Linked DNA regions of Homo sapiens: all the other regions are linked to region 1. Evidence: chromatin contacts called from ENCODE Hi-C or POLR2A ChIA-PET data. All regions are on one chromosome and are shown on one strand. The core of a region is the stretch at or near the end of the contact, and the rest is flanking DNA. Distances in the headings are between cores, read along the strand shown. Region 1 holds the start of TUBA1C (tubulin alpha 1c). Region 2 holds the start of SENP1 (SUMO specific peptidase 1). Region 3 holds the start of ASB8 (ankyrin repeat and SOCS box containing 8).

The links. A loop is a pair of places that touch in the nucleus more often than their neighbours do. ChIA-PET counts read pairs that join two places held with the same protein, here RNA polymerase II (POLR2A). Pooled maps may share reads with other maps.
Region 2: a loop to region 1 is called in a pooled map, with 5 times the contacts of the local background. The contact joins the promoter of SENP1 here to the promoter of TUBA1C in region 1. A Hi-C loop is called at or near these places in 2 of 50 pooled maps. POLR2A ChIA-PET finds 5 or more read pairs at or near these places in 2 of 52 experiments (PC-3 and naive thymus-derived CD4-positive, alpha-beta T cell).
Region 3: a loop to region 1 is called in a pooled map, with 5 times the contacts of the local background. The contact joins the promoter of ASB8 here to the promoter of TUBA1C in region 1. A Hi-C loop is called at or near these places in 2 of 50 pooled maps. POLR2A ChIA-PET finds 5 or more read pairs at or near these places in 2 of 52 experiments (OCI-LY7 and T-cell).

Annotation. Positions count from the first base shown.
Region 1 is chr12:49,262,535-49,267,186 of GRCh38, forward strand. It overlaps TUBA1C (tubulin alpha 1c), which reads left to right and starts at 2,548. Exons shown (of 4, transcript NM_032704.5): 1 at 2,548-2,650. The coding sequence starts at 2,648. RefSeq lists silencers at 1,870-2,309, 2,350-2,609, 2,964-3,177 and an enhancer at 2,740-2,899.
Region 2 is chr12:48,104,046-48,108,697 of GRCh38, forward strand. SENP1 (SUMO specific peptidase 1) reads right to left here and starts at 2,034. Exons shown (of 18, transcript NM_001267594.2): 1 at 1,983-2,034. It also overlaps a transcript of PFKM not described here. RefSeq lists enhancers at 1,031-1,906, 1,412-1,621, 1,907-2,780 and a silencer at 1,762-1,901.
Region 3 is chr12:48,155,406-48,160,057 of GRCh38, forward strand. ASB8 (ankyrin repeat and SOCS box containing 8) reads right to left here and starts at 2,110. Exons shown (of 4, transcript NM_024095.5): 1 at 2,054-2,110. RefSeq lists enhancers at 1,894-2,416, 1,921-1,970, 1,991-2,040, 2,071-2,290.

The DNA of each region.
Region 1 (4,652 bases), core at 1,298-3,797:
TTTGGGAGGCTGAGCCTGGTGGATCACCTGAGGTCAGGAGTTTGAAACCAGTCTGACCAACATGGTGAAACCCCATCTCTACTAAAAATACAAAAATTAGCTGGGCATGGTGGCACATGCCTGTAACCCCAGCTACTTGGGAGGCTGAGACAGGAGAATTGCTTGAACCTGGGAGGTGGAGGTTGCAGTGAGCTGACATCATGCCATTGCACTCCAGCCTGGGCAACAGAGCGAGACTCCATGTCAAAATAATAATAATAATTTAGCATATTTTTGGTGAATTCTGGAAACTGTCAACTGAAAAGTAAGTCCAGTTTCTGCCTCTCCTTACACTGTAATTTTTAGACTCATAAAGATCTGTTAACATAAAGGTTAAATGTTTAACTGTCTACCCAGGAAATTTTTCCCCAAAAAATTCCAGCAGAGGGCAGCAAATCTAAATATGGATCCCAATGCTTAAAATTAATTTAAAGTACAAGAGAATTACTCTTTTTTTTTTTTTTTTTTTTCTGAGACAGAGTCTCTGTCACTCAGGCTGGAGTACAGTGGCACGATCTCTGCTCACTGCAACCTCCACCTCCCAGGTTCAAGTAATTCTGCCTCAGCCTCCCGAGTAGTTGGGATTACAGGTGTGCACCACCATGCTCGACTAATTTTCACATTTTTTGGTAGACATGGGGTTTCACCGTGTTAGCCAGGCTGGTCTCAAACTTTTGACCTCAAGTGATCCGCCCGCCTCCCAAAGTGCCAGAATTACAGACTTGAGCCACTGCGCCAGGCCTGTTGGTTGTTTTTCTTCCCTATCCCACTCCCACTTCCCTATCTTCCCTATTCCCTCTCCATGAGGCAGAGCCATCAGTTTTGCTCACAAACATATTCCCTAAGCATCTCGGATACTGTGCTAAATATATCTGGGGAATGAATGAAAAAGTTGAAAAGCTCTACTAAGACTAAAATCTCTACACATATGTTCCACAAGGGCCATTTTGTATGTGTGAGTTGAAGTATATCTTGAACTCCTGACCTCAAGTGACCTGCCTGCCTCGGCCTCCCAAAGTGCTGGACTTACAGGCATGAGCCACCGTGCCCGGCCAGAAAATTCACTTTTGTTCCCTCAATATTTCCATAAACTCTGTATCTCCCAGAGATGGTCAAGGAATTCATGAGCTAAGATAACATGATAGAGTTGCAGAGAAACAAAAACAACAGAAATAAAAGGCGCTTCTGAGAAACCTTGGCAGAGATGGTCAGAGAGGCACATTTAGTATGACGCAGTACAAGTTAGTGTTGAAGGGTTTAATTCCTCGGAGCTCTACTTTCCTCATCTGTAAACTAGGGATAATAATTCATAGAGTTTGTCATATGGATGAAATGTGATCATGTGATATGAAAAGCCAACTACTCGGCCAGGCGCGGTGGCTCACGCCTGTATTCCCAGCACTTTGGGAGGCCGAGGCGGGCGGATCACGAGGTCAAGAGATCGAGACCATCCTAGCTAACACTGTGAAACCCCGTCTCTACTAAAAATACAAAAATTTAGCCAGGTGTGGTGGCACGCGCCTGTAGTCTCGGCTACTCAGGAGGCTGAGGCAGGAGAATCGCTTGAACCCGGGAGGCAGAGGTTGCAGTGAGCTGAGATCGCGCCACTGCACTCCAGCCTGGGTGACAGAACGAGACTCCGTCTCAAAAAAAAAAAAAAAGCCAACTACTCTGCATAGTTAGCAATCAAAAAATGTAAGCTATTCATTATCCTAATGAACTGAAAAAACTGCTTTTGCGCCTATCGGGAGGAGACTGTTAGAAGCCAAAGGCTCATTTAAAGAGGACGTAAGGAAAAGCAACCAAAAAGGTGGGAATAGAGTTTAAGGCGCGTTCGTGGTGATTCAGACCTAGAGTGGGGAGCAAGCCCTCTCTCTGGACAGCCCTCAGCGGCGAGGGGAGCGGGCGCCCGCGGGCCCAGCCGGGGTGCCCGGCAGCCAGGACTCCGAGGCGGAACCCGCAGCCTGGTCCCGGCGTCGGCGCCTCCCCGGCGGCGTAGGGAGCGCAGCCGCGGGGACCGGGGGCGAGGCCGGGGCGGTGCAGTAAGGGCTTCCCTCCTGGGCGCGGTCGCCCTCTTACCTGGAGCTTCCCCTCGCTGGGGTTTTGCCCACCTGACGCCCCCGCACCCACCGGGGACGGGGCAGACGTCCGGCCTGCTCCCTCCTCCCAGTGGACACCTCTGTCCCTGTCCCGGCCCATTCTCCAGCCCCAGAGCCCTTCCTGCCCTTCCTCCCCTTCCTCCCCTTCCTCCCCTTCCTCCCCTTCCTCCCCTTCCTCCCCTTCCTCCCCTTCCTCCTCTTCCTGCTCCTGGCTCCTTCCGACGAGTTTGGTTTGAACTTTTGAATCCGCCAATCAGCGCCGCGCGCCCCCACTCCGCGGGTGCGGCCGGGCGCAGGCCAGGGCTCGAAGGTGGGGCCGCAGCGGCACGGGGCGGGGTCTGGGGCCCGCCCTCCCGACACGTGGCCGGGGACCGGGTATATAAGGCCCTTCGGGGCCGGCCACCCTTTCACTACTTCTCCCCCGGACTCCTTGGTAGTCTGTTAGTGGGAGATCCTTGTTGCCGTCCCTTCGCCTCCTTCACCGCCGCAGACCCCTTCAAGTTCTAGTCATGGTGAGTGGGGTTCCCTCGGGGCTGGGGAAGAGTGCGCGTCCCAGGGGACGGCGGGCCCGGAAACTACTGCCTGCACCTCGGGCCGCGCCCAGGACAGCTCCAGACTACCCCGGGCCCCTCCGGTTAACCTGGCTTGTGGCGGCCGGGCTGGAAGGTCGAGTTCACTTGGCAGACACCAGTTCGGGCCGGAAAACCTGGCCCGGGTGCGGCCATCAGTGGAAATGGAAAGCCCTCTTGATCCTAGTGAGGGCTTTCCCCGCAGGGCCCGCTACTGCCCTAGGGAGGAAGGTCAGGGAGCCTGCTCATTGGCCTCCAAGAACTTAAACTAAAAATCCCTCCCCACGTTTTCTCAAGCGACCTCTCCTTCCTACTGCCTTACAAACTGGGCCCCGGAGGCCCTCGTGCGCTCCCGCACCGACGGTGCAGCACTTCCTGGCTCCCCCTCTCCAGCGCCCAGTGACTCGCTGCTGAGTCACCTGTGGCCCTGCCCTGGGGAGAGCTTCCAACTGCGCCAGTCCACTTGAGAATGGAGGCAGGCACCTCCTTGGAAGGGAATAATTAACTTTCACGTTGCCTAATCCTGCATTTCTGGTGTTAATCTAGTGGTAGGTTTATAGCTGAAGCTTTCTACTTAAGCCGGGTTTAAAAACACGTCCACAAAAGGATATTTTCTTATAAAACCAGAGTTGGCCCGGCGCAGTGGCTCACGCCTGTAATCCCAGCACTTGTTCGAGACAAACCTGGCGAACATGGTGAAACCCCGTCTCTACTTTAAAAAAAAAAAAAAACAAAAAAAAACGCTGGGCGTGGTGGCGCGCGCCGGTAATCCCAGCTACTCGGGAGGCTGAGGCAGGAAAATCGCTTGAACCCAGGAGGCGTAGGTTTCCCTGAGCCGAGATCGCGCTACTGCACTCCAGTCTGGACGACAGAGCGAAACTGTCTCAAAAAAACGCAAACCCGGCCCGGCGCGGTGGCTCACGCCTGTAATCCCAGCACTTTGGGAGGCTGAGGCTGGTGGATCACGAGATCAGGAAATCGAGACCATCCTGGCTAACACGGTGAAACCCCGTCTCTACTAAAAAAAAAAAAAAAAAAATTAGCTGGGCGTGGTGGCAGGCGCTTGTAGTCTCAGCTACTCGGGAGGCTGAGGCAGGAGAATGGCGTGAACCCGGGAGGCGGAGCTTGCAGTGAGCCGAGATCGCGCCACTGCACTCCAGCCTGGGCGACAGAGCAAGACTCCGTCCAAAAACAAAAAAAAACCCGCAAACCCCAGAGTAAACTAGTACCACGTGTTCTTAGTTCAGTTTTCAAGAAACGTGAAATTATACGTAACTTGAGTGTTTTCTATAAAGCTTCCAGAAGTATTGAAAACAACTATCTTAGGCCGGGCGCGATGGCTTATGGTTGTAATCCCAGCACTTTGGGAGTCCGAGGCGGGAGGACCGCTTGAGCTCAGGAGGTCGAGACCAGCCTGGGCAACACGGTGAAACTCCGTCTATACTAAAAATACAAAAATTATCTGGGCGTCGTGGTGCGTGCCTGTAGTCCCAGCTTCTCGGGAGGCAGGGGTGGGAGGATCTTTTGATCCCGGGAGGTGGAAGCTGCAGTGAGCCCAGATCGCACCACTGCACTCCAGCGAGACCTTATCTCAAAAATACGTACATGAATTTAAATATAAAAATCAAATGTAAATACATGTATATGTCGCACTGTAACAACTTATTGCTTCTTTTCAAGCAGTACCAAAAAGATACTGGTAAAAGTGGGATTCACAAAGTAGTGAGACCCTTTAAAAAGCAGGAGAGCGGCAGCGGACTGGTTTAGGTGAACACTGGTTAAATTTTCTTGTTTTTTAACGAGAGGTAAGAGCTGCTTATCCAGTTAACACTAGACCAATTGACTCCACCTGTGCCTCACTTTCTCCCACGTGGCCAGGGGAGAGTGGAGGGTAAGTCAGTGGCCGCTGACTGCCTGCTAAGCTTCAAGAAGGCAGTTTAGACTG
Region 2 (4,652 bases), core at 784-3,283, 1.2 Mb before region 1:
ACGAAAAATACAAAAATTAGCCAGGTATGGTGGCAGGCACCCATAATCCCAGCTACTCGGGAGGCTGAGGCAGGAGAATCGCTTGAACCCGGGAGGCGGAGGTTGCAGTGAGACAAGACCAAGCCATTGCACTCCAGCCTGGGTGACAGAGCGAGACTCTGTCTAAAAAAAGAAGAAAAAAATATATATAGAGAGAGAGAGAGAGAGAGACGGGGGGGGGGGGGGGGGCGGAGGGAGGGAGAGAGAGAGAGAGAGAGACGCAATGTTAGCTTTATCCAGGACCAAGATGTGGTTAGAACAATTTATGATATAAGAAGGGTGTGAAAGCAACCATGTGAAATCACCCTTTTCCAAGTTCTGAAAAACAATTATGTGTACAATAGTTTGTACTATATCGTCATGTGTTTGAGGTTCTTTCCTTCTATTTTTACATGTAATCTCTCCCAATCACTCTAACACCTTAAATACCTTAACACTCTAACGCCGTAAACCCTAAGTGTTCAAATTCTTTCATACACATTCATTTACTGTGCACCGACTACGTGCATTAAGAAAGGGTCCCTGCCACTGAGCAGCTCACTGTCCAGTAGGGAAAGCCAGATCCATAAACAGGTACCGCAAGACAGTAGAGCTGGTACAACTGATAGAAGATGTAGAAGTTGGGAAGAAAAGGACAAGAGTTCCAAAGCCGCAATGCAAGTCAACAACTGCATTCCCTTAGCCAGAAGTAGCAGAACCTGTTTTTGTACCCATCCACTCCCTCTAGACAACTCATTAGATGAGTGACATGAAGACCATCTTTGCAGTTGGGATAATTAATTGAAGTCAGTTAAAAATGAATAAGCCTTCCTAAAAGGGACTAGAGAGGAAAAATAAAGGGTGGTAGAGTGTAAACTGGAAGTAGGTTAAGGGATCATGCTTATAGAGATGCTTAAAGTTGCGCTTTAACTGTAATTTCAAAGTCAGGGTAATCTGTATTTCAACATGAGTCCTTAACACAAATTATTTTTATGAAGAATAAAGATTTAGGAGATGATGAGATCTAATACATCCAGAATAACCAATTATAACAAAGACCCTCAGTCAAATAGTTGGTAGTAGATAAAAGGCTTTATATGAATATTACAAGAATCACCACCACTCCAAATATAATAAGTGTACCAAATATGAAGTAAAATGACTTTAACAAGGCTGACTTGAAAGTGATAAAGAAGCAAGTTACTGCTAACAAGATAGTGGAAATACTGCACAGGCACCGATAAACAGAAATCACCAAGCTCAAGGAAAGAGAAACGAGGCATAGATCCAGAGATCACGTTAGGGTACACCAAGAAAGAGACGGTTCAAGGGAATTACCAGGAGGCGATGAGCCAGGTAAGCAAATTGTGGCAGTTAAGGGGATTTTCATAACCTGAGCAGGAGGGTCCAGACGTTTCTTTCTGATGGTGGCACTAGCGATATCACATCTCAGGGAGATACCACAGAGTAGGAGAGTTGGAGAAATGTTTACGTGAGACGCAGAAGTAGTCAAGAAATATCACTCGGGTCTCAAGGAAGGCGGGAGATGAAGCCGGTACCACAGAAAGCCGAGCTTCCCGGTGAAAACAGCTCTCCCCAGAGAAGACCCAGCTCTGGCGGGAAAGCCCCGGAATCGCAACCGGCCTTTCCCCAAGTACGGCTGGGCGCTGGGATGGGGCCTGCTGTAACGGCAGGGAGACGGTCTCTCCGCGGCCCAGGAGAGAGAGACCAGAAGGAACGGCCTCAGGTAGCCTAACGGCCACCGGCGGCCACAGCGCGGCCACCGGACAGCAGGGGGGAGGGGAGGTGGTCCCAGGGGGCGGGGCAGAGGAAAAGGCGCCGGCCCCACAGTGCTCCCCGCTTCCGCCCAGTCCAGCCCGGGCCGGCTGACCGGGTCCGACACAGTCTCCTGGACCAGGCTCCCTCCATCCTCACCCCTCCCCCAGCTTCCCGCCGCCACTCACCGAACCGGAACCGGCTGCCATGCGAAGGGGTTTCCGGCCGGGCGCGGAACGCAAAACCCGGGAACCGCCGCGAACCGGAACCGCCTTCACAGCACCGGAAGAGTCGCTAGGTGGCTGAAGAGGAGGGGGCTGGGGCAGGAGGTCAAAGAACAGAGTTAAGGACCAGTGGGGCGCCTGCGCGGTGTGGCGAGGCCCGAGAAGCGAAGGGAGCATTTAAGACTAGTCGTAATTTCTCAGTACCCTTTTCAGTCTGGGCTTTTTCGCTTTCTCGTACTCGGAATACTGTTAGTGAGCCCTTCGTCCTATGCTTTTCTCTGTTCCCTCTGCTCCCTTACCCGCCGCCTTCTGGTTCCGCCCGGCGAGTTTTGCTTGCTTGCGTTCCAGTTTCCATGGCAGCTTTTCGCGGTGGCCCTAAATCTGCGGAAACCTGTGGCTTCCCCCGACAGATAGGGACCTGAGATCTAAATCGATCTCAGGCTATCTCGTGTTTTATTGAGAATCACAGAACGTTAGTGCTTGTAGAGGTTATTGGAGATACTTTAGTCTTACCAGGTTCAGAGAAGTGAAGTGATTTCCCAAAGGTTTTAAGTGCACGGCCCATCTAGGACTAGGAAACAAGTTTCTTAACTTGCAATCCTGTACTCTGCACCACCTCATACTTGATTGACCATTCAGCAAGCAAACAAACAAACAAACAAGCAACTTGAGGACGGATTAGGCTAGACTCTGGCAAGATGTAGAACCTTCCAGAACTCTGGAGGAATTTGAAACAGGCAGAGCTGTGAGGAAAGCTTTTGGGAGCCCACTAGAGATCTGCTTTTCTGGGTAGAGATAGAGAAGGACCCAGGAATCACCTGTGACCTTTGAAGGGCTTTGTTGTTCCTGGGACACATTGATTAACCTGGAATCTGCCATACTTTCTAAGAGAACATAATGGGAAGAAATATGTTTGTTCATTCAGGCTTTTTGTCAAGCACCTCAGCTTGGCAGGCCTCTGGACCCAGGCCCTGTAGAAGTCTTAGAGAAATGCCCCCTTAATAGGTCCTTTACACCCAGATCACAGCCACAGGCACAGTCTGAGCTCAGACTTAAAGAAGGGCAGTTTCTGGAGGCCCCCAGCCTTTCTGATACTCTCAGCAGCTTGCTGAGTTCAGGGTTTCCTCCCCTGTCAAATACATCAAAGTAGATTATTTGTATTGCCTCATGTGCTGATACTTTTATATTATATTGTCAAGTCCTAAGGCCAAGTAGTCATGAGTGTAGCTGGTCCATGTCAGTCACTGACATCTTATTTCACAGCTCTGTTCGTTTGGATTAAACTCTGTCTCTATTTCTAGGAGGCAGCCATGCATAAAGACGAGTTTCATCTGAAATTTTTCATGTGTGTGATTCAGTCTCGCCAGTTAGTCAGGACTCCTCAGAGAACAGGTACCCTTGTCTCCTGATCATACTCCAGTGACAGAGAATGGGTTCTCTCACAAGAAGTCTAAATACAGGATGTGAGGCTTTCTAGTGTAAATACGGATTTTAGGGGTCAACTGACCTTGTTTATCACATTCTCACTTTGATAAAATATTGATCACTGAGTCGTGTATTTTCCAGGTAAGATTTTGACCTGGTTTGTTGTGATAGATGCCAGGCAGATAAGGAGGACTTGAGAGTTGAGGGGGGAACAAAATTTATCCCATGAGCTTGTCATTATTGTGTTGTTATGTGAATTACTTCGACCAGTCTGGGCTCATCTGTGGGAATCTTTATTGTCATTATAACTGACACTCCAAAACTATCAGATAAATCAAGCCCTAAGGAAAAATGGCCTTCTCATCCACCCCACCTCAAAGTATCTAGTTATATGTTCTGCTTTCCCCCATGTATGTCAAGGGAATAGAATCTTTTTGAGGTACATCGCGTCTCTAATTTTTCACTGGATTTTTGGAAAGAAAGCCCTGGACAGCTCAGAGTCATAGGGAAAATGAAAGGGAGTAAGGAACACTCCCTTCCCAGAATCCCACCTTGAGGGTGACCTAAAGCTATTGTTTCTCAGCTGGGGAAGCTTCTACTTCCAGCATGCTCATACCAAAGCCACCACCAAAGACAGACATCTTGAAGAGTCTAGATACTATGGATGATCCAGACACCGTGGGAAGCATACCTGTTTTCAAAACTGGTGAGGCATGTGGGTCAACAGTGAGAAATGTTCAAAGGAATATGGGAAAGTGAAAGTTGTATGCATAGTATTATAAATCAGCGTAGACCTACTAAAGCTGAAATATAAGACCCAAGGGGGAAAGTCTGTGTGTGTGTGAAACAGAGAGAGAGAGAAAGAGAGAGAGAAAGAGAAAGAGGGATGGGGAGGGAAAGGAAGAAGGGAGAGAGGTGGGGATGGATCATCTGGGAAATTGTAGGGAAACAGACACATCTCTATGCAGAATAACTTAATTTGGTCAATATTAAATCAATTGGCTCATAACTGTAAACTACTAATCTGGTTTATCCTATTGTCAGCATCCTTGATATATAAATATGTGAAACTTAAGAAAGTTGACTAAATGAGTTATTATTTTACAAAATGATTCTAAATATTGTAAAAAATTTTCATCTTAGGAAACCATTTAATAATAGATTTCTCATGTATTTTTAAATGTTCAATTCACAGGCAATTTATATGAA
Region 3 (4,652 bases), core at 860-3,359, 1.1 Mb before region 1:
ATTGTTTTGGTCATTTAATAATATATAATGTTTTGGCGGGGCGCGATGGCTCACGCCTGTAATCCCAGCACTTTGGGAGGCCGAGATGGGCGGATCACTTGAGGTCAGCAGTTCGAGACTAGCCTGGCCAACATGGTGAAACCCCGTCTCTACTGAAAATACAAAAAAATTAGCCAGGCATGGTGGCATGCACCACCCCTGGTAGTCCCAGCCACTTGGGAGGCTGAGGCAGGAGAATCGCTTGAACCTGGGAGGTGGCGGTTGCAGTGAGCTGAGATCGCGCCACTGCACTCCAGCCTAGATGACAGAGTGAGACTCCATCTCAAAAAAAAAAAAAATATATATATATATATGTATATATAGTCTTTTGCTTTATTTTTTTTTTTTTGAGGCGGAGTCTCACTCTGTCATCTAGGCTGGAGTGCAGTGGTGCGATCTCAGCTCACTGCAACCTCAGCCTCCCAGGCTCAAGCAATTCACGTTCCTCAGCCTCCTGAGTAGCTGGGATTTACAGGTGTGCACCATCACGCCCAGCTAATTTTTGTATGTTTAGTAGAGACAGGGTTTCACCATGTTGGCCAAACTGGTCTCAAACTCCTGACCTCAGGTCATCCACCTGCTTTGGCCTCCCAGAGTGCTGGGATTACAGACATGAGCCACCATGCCCGGCCTATTTTTGCTTTTTGTGATTGTGTATCCCTTTATATATTATATACTATAAATTCTGATAGTTTCTATTTTGTGAATCAGTAGCCATTTATAGTAGATGTAAATTCCATTAAAAGAATGCAAGTAAAAATATTCATATGTATCGATAATTCAAATTAGGTATTTTTCTCCCGTTATCATGCACGGATAAGCTGACACACTTGTTTATATGTCTCTATGACATTTTCTAGATAGTTTAGATTTGGCATGTGTTTTAATCTCTCCAGTAGCCACTAAACTGCTCTGAGACAAGTATCTGTATCTTATAATTTTTTTGTTTCAAGGAAAAAAAAAGACAAGTGCATTTGAGTTGGTAATTCCAAGAATGGCAGCAGAAGACAGAGCATCTAAAGCAGGAGGCTTGGACCAAAGTGGTTCTGTTGCCTGTAATCCCAGCACTTTGGGAGGCCAAGGCAGGAGGAACTCTTGAACCTGGAAGTTCAAGACCAGCCTGAGCAACATGGCGAGACGACCCCAAAACCCAATCGTCTCTACAAAAAAATTCAAAAATTAAAATAAATAAATAAAGTCGTTTTGTTAACCATTTCTGGGCCATGATAATCGGATGAAACTAAATCCTGAACTAATTTCCCGGGCGCTCTTGGGCTCTGGGCTAAGAACTCCTGAGAGTATGGTCAGTGGTCTGCTGCTGCCTGGAAGCTCCCGGTAAAGGAATGAAACTTCAGGGCAGACAGCATTCACTTCAGGAATGGTCAAGGAAAGCTAAATTCGATCTCACTAGACAGCAGCCCGTGTAAGGTTTGATCCCCTTGGAAGGCCCTTTCCTCTGCTAGAGCTGAAAGCCCTGTCTCCCTCGTTTTCTTTTGCTACGGGATCCAGAGAAAACACCAAAGGGCACTTACTGAGAAGCTGAAAAAAAAAAAAAAAAAAAGCAAACTGGAAAAGAGAAGACACAACAGCTCTGATGCGAGGGAGGCCTCGGCCCCGCCCCCTCCCGCCCCGGGAGAACCTTGGCCGAGCCTGCAGCGCCCGTAATCCCCACCGCACCTGCTGCGGGAGGGCCCGCGGCAGCTGTCTCGCTGAGGCTAGGGGGCGGGGGGCAAGGGCACGAAACGCAAGGACGTGCGGTGTCACTTTCTGCACGGGCTCTAAACAGATCGCAGCAATCCCGGTAGGTCCGGTACTGAAAGAGAATCACGCAATTTGCGCTGGGGGGCCTCAGACGCGGACCAACCCCCTCTTCGATCTGCCTTCTAAGGCCCGGAAATAAGTCTCAGCCTCGAGAACTAGAGCACTTCGACCAGGGAGTAGAGGAAGCGTTATTGGGCGTGGTACCCTGGGTTAGGAAACCTGGCTGTAGACCCACTCCAAGGACCGCACTCACCGAATTGCTGGGCTGAGGTGGGGGTTGAAAGCCGCTGTCAAGGCGTGACCCGGAAGCAGAAGCTGTCGGGGGCAGGCCCTCTGTTTACCGGACTAGAAGACCAACTAAGATGGGCGCCTGCGCACTGATGAGTGTTCGTCAGCGGGGCGCGCCTGCGCAGACTTGTGCAGCAGCTTTCGCCCTCCAGAGGCCTAGTTAGGGGGTTACTTTCTCCTTTTACTCAGAGGCTTTGCGCGCAGGCTCAGTGCAGCGTTCTCGGCCACAGCCGCAGGGTTCGGGTCTTGGTCCTGCAGCGGGGATAAAAAAGCTCAGGAACCCTGAGTGTTGGGCCGATTCTATATGGTTGCACCTGCGTGGACCAGGCCAGCAGGGGTCCATCCACAATGGTTCAGTTGCTTAGGAGACTAAACTCTTAGTAGGAAGTGTCTTTGACAAAAATACTTACAGCATTATTCATAATGGTGGAACGAATCTATGCTCCTTAGAACCCTCCTGTACATGTCCACCCTCCTTCAAGTAAACCATATCAAAGACAAACTCAACCACCCAAGAGGTGTAGTATTCTAAATGTAGAGGAATAAATGACCTTTATAACTCTTATTAGGGTTAATGAAACTTCCCGCACAAAAACATGATGACACCTCTGAGTGACAGACTTTCTGTGCAAAGCATAAACATTTTGAAGTCAGCAGCACATGGTGGTGGTGCATGGAAGGAGTGAAGCAGCAGCCCATTTAGGCAGACTGCAAGAGTTGTGGTCTGCCCGGTAGCCTGTTTAACCAGAGTGCCCCACACCTACTCCCCAGAGCTTGTTCTAAGCAACCAAATCTAACCAATTAGAGATTTAAAGCAGGCCCAGACAGATCATGTACATCAGTAAGAGGATGGTAAACTGAAAGTTCATGACCTGGTCTGAGGAGTGGGCCTCCTTTGAGCTCCAGACTCAAAGGAATTTTGCCAGGTAGGAATATGCCCTCCACTTCCTGCCACTGCACCATGGTGAGATCGTCCATTTTTCAAAAGAAGCTGAAATACAGATTTTTTTTAAAAAGTGAATTTTTCCAAGTTGCAAATGTTGGCAATGTTTTTATTATTATTATTATTATTATTATTATTATCATCATCATTATTTATTTTTGAGATGTAGTTTCGCTCTTCTCACCCAGGCTGGAGTGCAATGGCGTGATCTCGGCTGGCTGCAACCTCAGCCTTCCGGGTTCAAGTGATTCTCCTGCCTCAGCCTCCTGAGTAACTGAGACTACAGTCACCTGCCACCACACCTGGCTAATTTTTTTTTTGTATTTTTATTAGAGATGGGGTTTCACCATGTTGGCCAGGCTGGTCTCAAACTCCTGACCTCAGGTGATCCACCCTCCTCGGCCTCCCAAAGTGCTGGGATTACAGGCATGAGTCACCACACTGGACCACATCTCTCAAATTTCTTGGTTGGGAAATGCTGAAGTATATAAATTCTGGGAAACCATCAGCATCTTACAAATGTAAGAATGAGCGGAGTCTCCCAGGGAGTGATAAAATAGGCTCTCAATACAGGTTATTTTACTTATTTATTGAAAAACTGAGTACACTTTTATTTTACTTGGCCTGCAACTCAGTATATGCAGAAAACTACTCTATGTCACACTCATGATCAATATCTTCTTATTTCCATTTGGCATGTCATTGAAAACCTAGCCCATCACTTAGCTAAAAATCACATAAGAGACCCCTAGAGAAATCAAACTAACTTTTTTTCCCCCCAAACAATAGATCTCATCTTTATTAGTCAAATCAGTACCTGCTGATAGGGCAGTGGAGCAAGCCTGACAGTGATATTCATTAACAAAGAAGACAAAACTTATGCTTTCAAGTACAAAGATAAACTTTGAATGGCAGAGAGCCTAATCTGACTATCATCAGCCACCAAGAACACAGAAGAGCAAATAACTCAAGAAGAGAGAAGCCAAAGTGCTATAAAAATTATTCTTTTCTGTGAAATTCAGTTCCACAGCCTGTATGAGCAAGGGTCCAAAACACTGGAGAGCCAATAAAGCTGCTGGGAGGGCCCATTCATAATGGGAGATGCACTGGCTGTGCCTCCCTTGCTGTGTCCTTCCATGAGCGTCCTCCACTCTTCACTGACTTCATTTAGACTTGGTCCTCTGGTCTCACCACAGCTACCTGGGAGACTTTGAGTTGTAATCTTACAGTTTCAAGAGTCTATTTTGACTGAACCCAGGAGTAACATGCCAATCCAAAATAGAAACATTCTCATGGTACAATGGTGCAAAGGTCATTCTGTAGGTTGCATATATATAACATATATATATACACACAATATATATATTACATATGTACTATATATTACAGATATACTATATATATTACATATATATACACAATATATATATTTCTATGGAAGACAAAGCTTCCTTTTTTTTTTTTTTTTGAGATGAAGTCTCACTCTGTCACCCAGGCTGGAGTGCAGTGGCACGATCTCAGCTCACTGCAACCTCCACCCACCTCCCGGGTTCAAGCAATTCTCCTGCCTTGGCCTCCTGAGTAGCTGGGGTTACAGGCGGGCACCATCACACCTGGCTAA